Linked DNA regions of Mus musculus: region 2 is linked to region 1. Evidence: chromatin loops called from intact Hi-C (ENCODE). Cell type or tissue: heart. All regions are shown on one strand.

Region 1 (2,500 bases):
TGAATGAAGAATGAGAACAATGTCTGAAAACATCAAAATAGTGGTCTTCCCAGTGTGTGTTAAAGGCATGTGAAACTGGAAGTAGAATCCACCATCACTAATTACTGAATGGCTAGGTATAGTCACATAAAAGGATGCATTTGAGCCGGGTGTGGTTTTAATCCTTTAATCCCTTATTTAAAAGGAGTGCATGCCTTTAATCCCAGCACTCAGGAGGCAGAGGCAGGCAGATTTCTGAGTTCGAGGTCAGCCTGGTCTACAGAGTGAGTTCCAGGATAGCCAGGGCTACACAGAGAAACCCTGTCTCAAAAAAACAAAACAAAACAAAACAAACAAAAAAAAAACAACAACAAAAAAGGGTGCATGTGCTCCAATAGAGCACACTTTCTTACTAGTCTCCTTTAAGACATTCTTTCCTACGTTTAAGATCTATTTGCATAAGTATATAGTAAGATAAGTTTAAATTGCCATAAGGAAGTCTGTTTATATTTGTCTTCTACCAAAATCTCATTTTTGTCATCTTGCTGAAACAGCCATTTAAGTCACACAGAAAAGGAAAGCCCAGTTTTGGTGACATTCTGTTTTAATTCCAGCACCCTGGAGCCTGAGGTGGGAGGCCTGACAAGAATCTGAGGCCAGCCTGGGTTGCACAGTGAGTTCGAGGCCAGCCTGGGGGATATGTAGCAAGACCCTGTCTCCAACAATCAAAACAAAAACAAAGAACAAAACGACTTCTCCCAACCTCCACCTCCCAACCCTCCCCTGCTCTCAGCCTTCACATACAACAAAACATCAAATAGGAGCATGGTTTATGATCCAAAATGGGCATGATTTATGGGCCCAGCAAGCAGTCCTGACCCGCGCAAGTGTCTGTCTTGCATATGTAGATGGGGGTTGAAAAGGCATTTCTGGCCAGGACCCTTCCCCCAAAGCATTTTTGCAGTTTCTCTGTGCCAACTCATCTGTGGATATATCATTTTAATCCTCCATAATCGTAGATCTGTAAATCTGCGTGTGAGTCGCCGTCGTCTCCCCCTCCCCCCCCCCTTCTTCTTCTTCTCTGTGGAAAGGATTCCTCTCTACCCCTTGGAGCTTAACTGCAGTTAAGAATGTGACCAGGAGGTCACATTTAGATTAGAACCCAGTAAAACCTGATGAGCTTGCTAAGCAGGACAACGGGGGAAACTCACAGGTCCAACTGTGGCTGCTTTCCTCTGGAGTGGGTGTGGGCGGGGGGTCACGGGAGTGCCTAACAGGAAGTGAATCTGGCTCAGGCTCAGGCCACAGGCCACAAGCCAGGAGACCCAGGCATTAATTCCTTGGGTTAACCAGCAGGTTGGAGATGTAAGGGATTGGTTGCCTTGGAGCATCATCTCCCTCGCCCTGGCCCCAGCAGCTGCTAATTGGCTTTCTCTTCACAAGCAGCTTTCCTTCTCCATTCTGTCTCTGAGGGAATTTCCCAAACTAACCTTGTCTAAGCTTTCCCGAGGGACTGTTTGTGGGGGCAGGTGGAGGAATTTCCCACCTTCTGACCACAGTGTAGCCTGGAGAGATTTACTGCTGATCTCCCATTTGGGGAGGTTTCTTTTTGGCGCACCACGACTTCCTGTTTCCCAGCGGTCTCTGCTCTCAGCAGAGGGAAAACGAACGTGTTTATAATACAGTGATGCACACCTCCTCCCTACTCCTAGTTCTGGGCCACTGTGACATTGAATTTGTAAGCCAGGCCCCGGGAACCTTGCTGAGAGATTTGGGTGGATAACACTGAAAATTACAGAAGTATTTGGAGTATAGCTTGTCATTCGTGTGCCACAGAAAAGATTGTTTCATAGATTTGTCGCTCCTGATTTAAAGGAGCTTGAAATGCCTCTGTTAACAGAAACCACTAGGAGCTGGAGAGATGCCTGAGAGCATTGGAGTTTGGGTCCCAGTATTTGCATAGTGCATCTACTCACACCCAGTAGAGACTCTAGCTTCGGAACAAATGAGGCCTCTGGCCTGCACAACATGCACATATGTGCACATACCCACATGCACATAATTAAAAATAAAAAGTGCTGGGGATGGAACTCAGATCGTCACAAAGGCTAGGCAAGCACCGCATGCCCCTGCACATGCCACACCCTCAATGCCCCTTTCTCTTTCACTTAATAACAGGGCGCTGCCGCTCACGGAGCGCCCAAGTGTGATAAGCACGGTGCCGGGGAGTTTGCGTTCCCTTCTCATTTGATTCTGGTAAAAGTCCGGAGAAGTAGGCCTCATTAGACCTAATTAACCAGCGGGGTGGGTGGGGGTGGGGGGTAGCAGACAGCTACCTTTCCCTGGCTGGTATTTATTTATTTATTTATTTATTATTTGGGGGAGGGGGAGAAAAGGGTTTATTTGGCATACACTCCTATATTGCTGTTCATTATTGAAGGAAGTCAGAACAGAAACTGAAATAGGGCAGGATCCTGGAGGCAGGAGCTGATGCAGAGGCCTTGGAGGAGTGCTGCTTACT
Region 2 (2,500 bases), 76 kb after region 1:
TATTGATTCAGGACCTATGATGAGGCAGAATGTCACAAGGCAGGAGCATGTGCCAGAGGCTACTCATCTCTGGGAGGACAGAAAGCAGAGAGATGGAATCCAGGAAGCAGCCAGGGCAAGATACATCCCCTAAGCGTATACTAGGCCTCATTTCCTACCTTCTGCCATCTTCTGTTGATACTATCAAGTTATTAATGCATCAAAGGATGAACCCATTGATTGGATCGGAGCTTTCAGAATCCAATCAATTTCCCAAAGCCCACTGGCTGATAACCAATGGGCTTTAACAAATGGTCTGGGAAGGACACTTCATGCTCACACCATTGGCTGTGACCCTCAACAGAGGCAGCTACTGCTAGATGCATTTATGTTGCCTTCCTAGTGGTCTGTGAACCTACAAAAGCCATTGCTTCATTTATCTGTGTCCTCCCCATTTATAAGTAGATGTTCAGTTAATGCCCAGGAGCTGAAGACACCTGAAGGAAGCAGAACTAGACCCTTATCAGGAACATTTGGAATTCTTTGTAATGTGCTGATGGCTTTGGTCAGATATAGATATTATGTTTGGGGTCCTACTCCAAAGACACTCCACCTCAGAAAGGTGCCACTTAGCCAAGAGAATTTCATCTTTTACTAATTGGAATAAGACAGGAAAACAATGTGGGCAGATGAATGTTAATAATAGGTCAAACTGGAGGAAATGCCAAGGGGATGGGTAATGAATACCCTGTGTCACTCATGAGAGTCAAACCTGCCAGACATGGCACTCATCGGTATTGCAACGCTTGCCTCCGCCTGTGCACACAAGGCCATGTTGGTCTCTTCCTTCTCTCTGCCCAGGTTGCCACCCTGTCCCTGCATCCACACCTCCTCCCACCCTCCAACAGAGCTGTGTTTTCCTTTGTTAGCTCCTCCCACATGAGTTTCAGATAAATTCTAGTCCCTTTGGGAGCATCCACATGACCTAGGTTTTCCTCTATGTACACTTCTGAATTCTGATAAAACTCTAAGAGAGCAACAAACCTGAACAAAAGGAGAAAGAGCAAAACATATTCCAGGAGCCGTTCACACTGACCCACTCCATCTTGTAACAAAACCAAAAGTCCTATGGCAGCAGGGGCAGGCGGAGGGGCAGCAGAGGGGCAGGGGGGAAGGGCAGGGACAGGGACAGGGGCAGGGGCAGGGACGGGGGAGGGGCAGGGGCAGAGTGACTGGGGCTGCTCACTCATAGTGGAATCTCTTGGCAGTGGTATTAGTCTGAAGGAAGCTGGGGCAAGAAGTTAGGCGTTAATTCTGCTAACTCCCCATGTGAACATCTGATCTCTTAGCAACTTTGGCCTTAGTGGGCTGGCTTTGGGCTTTCACCTTTTCTTCCTGTCACCAGCTGTGTAACCAGAAACTGGTTTTGCCTTGGCTAATGTAAACAAAGGCTTAAAACCGGAGCATTTTGAAGAGGGGAAGGAAATGAAGCTTCCTGAAGTTCGAGGCTGCTCACCCAGAGGAAACGGGAATTAAATAAAGTGAAAGGTATTTCTCAGAGAAGCTGCTGTGTCCTTGTCGCCTCAGGCTGGGCCTGCAGAGACTAAAAAGAACTAGGTACATTCTCCCAGGGGCTCCTCTAGCAGAGCTCAGGCACTTATCTAGGCTATGTGGAAGGTCACTGAACCTCCAGAACCACCGTTTGCCTTAATCCCCACTTCTGAAAGCCCGCCCAGGCTAAGCATGGGCTGAAATGTCTGCTACTCCAGGGTAGCCGCCCAAGTACACTCTAGGTCTTCAGTAGACTGGCTTTAGGTGTGTGCCCCAGGGAAATTCTGACTTCATCCCTGGCCCTGCCCTTAGCTCTCTCAGGTTTCTAGGAAGCAGTCCCCTTGGCTGGCTGTGAGATCTCTACAGCAGGCAACATGGTGCTAAGACTTCTTTAATGACCTTACAAATGCAGCCCAGACCTACCTCCTTTCACCTGCTCCCTGTCAGGGGCCATGCCAAGTTCACTGGCTCCCTGAGCCTGTGCTAAGAATAGTTCTGAGGTGAGCCCAAGAGTACTTGCTCATTCTGACCTGGAATACTATATCATCTTCCTAAGAAGTATATTTACTTCTTCTGGGTTTTTTTTTTTTTTCCTAGTAAAGATTAATTTGCCAAAATCATTCTTTGATAGCACACATATATGAACACACACACACACACACACACACATATCCCCTATTCCATTTTAATAAGTCATGTGTATCCTTCCCTATCTATCTATCTATCTATCTATCCATCCATTTATCTATTATGTTTCTTCATATAAACACATATAATCATATAAGTATGCATGGCTATATTCACATGTTTGTATATGTAAGTTGCTCTTCTCTTGCTCTTTTCTCTGCAACATTAACCTCTCTGTCCTCTTCCGTTAGCCTTCTTTCTTCTTATGTGGGCTCTTGAGGGCAGTTGAAGGGATCTATACTTGTGAGGTTTAGATCCTAAACAGTGACCTCTGACCTCACAA

The links. Hi-C counts contacts between places; a loop is a spot of excess contacts. Peaks named below come from ENCODE experiments on the same cell type or tissue, not always from the same donor. Only the 100,000 strongest peaks of a DNase experiment are listed, where the experiment ranks them.
Region 2: a loop joins it to region 1, with 1.8 times the contacts of the local background. A loop is called at or near these places in 1 of 42 quality-filtered maps.

Annotation. Positions count from the first base shown.
Region 1 is chr11:21,033,072-21,035,571 of GRCm38, reverse strand. No RefSeq gene overlaps it. Among named protein-coding and RNA genes, the nearest start is that of Peli1, 57 kb to the left of the region's middle. In heart, no CTCF peak of the experiment used is centred here; a DNase peak (open chromatin) is centred at 1,301; H3K27ac peaks cover 601 bases.
Region 2 is chr11:20,957,348-20,959,847 of GRCm38, reverse strand. All of the region lies in intron 6 of Gm32293 (a long non-coding RNA gene), which reads right to left. Among named protein-coding and RNA genes, the nearest start is that of Gm46273, 41 kb to the right of the region's middle. In heart, no CTCF peak of the experiment used is centred here; a DNase peak (open chromatin) is centred at 1,407; H3K4me3 peaks cover 386 bases; H3K27ac peaks cover 1,426 bases.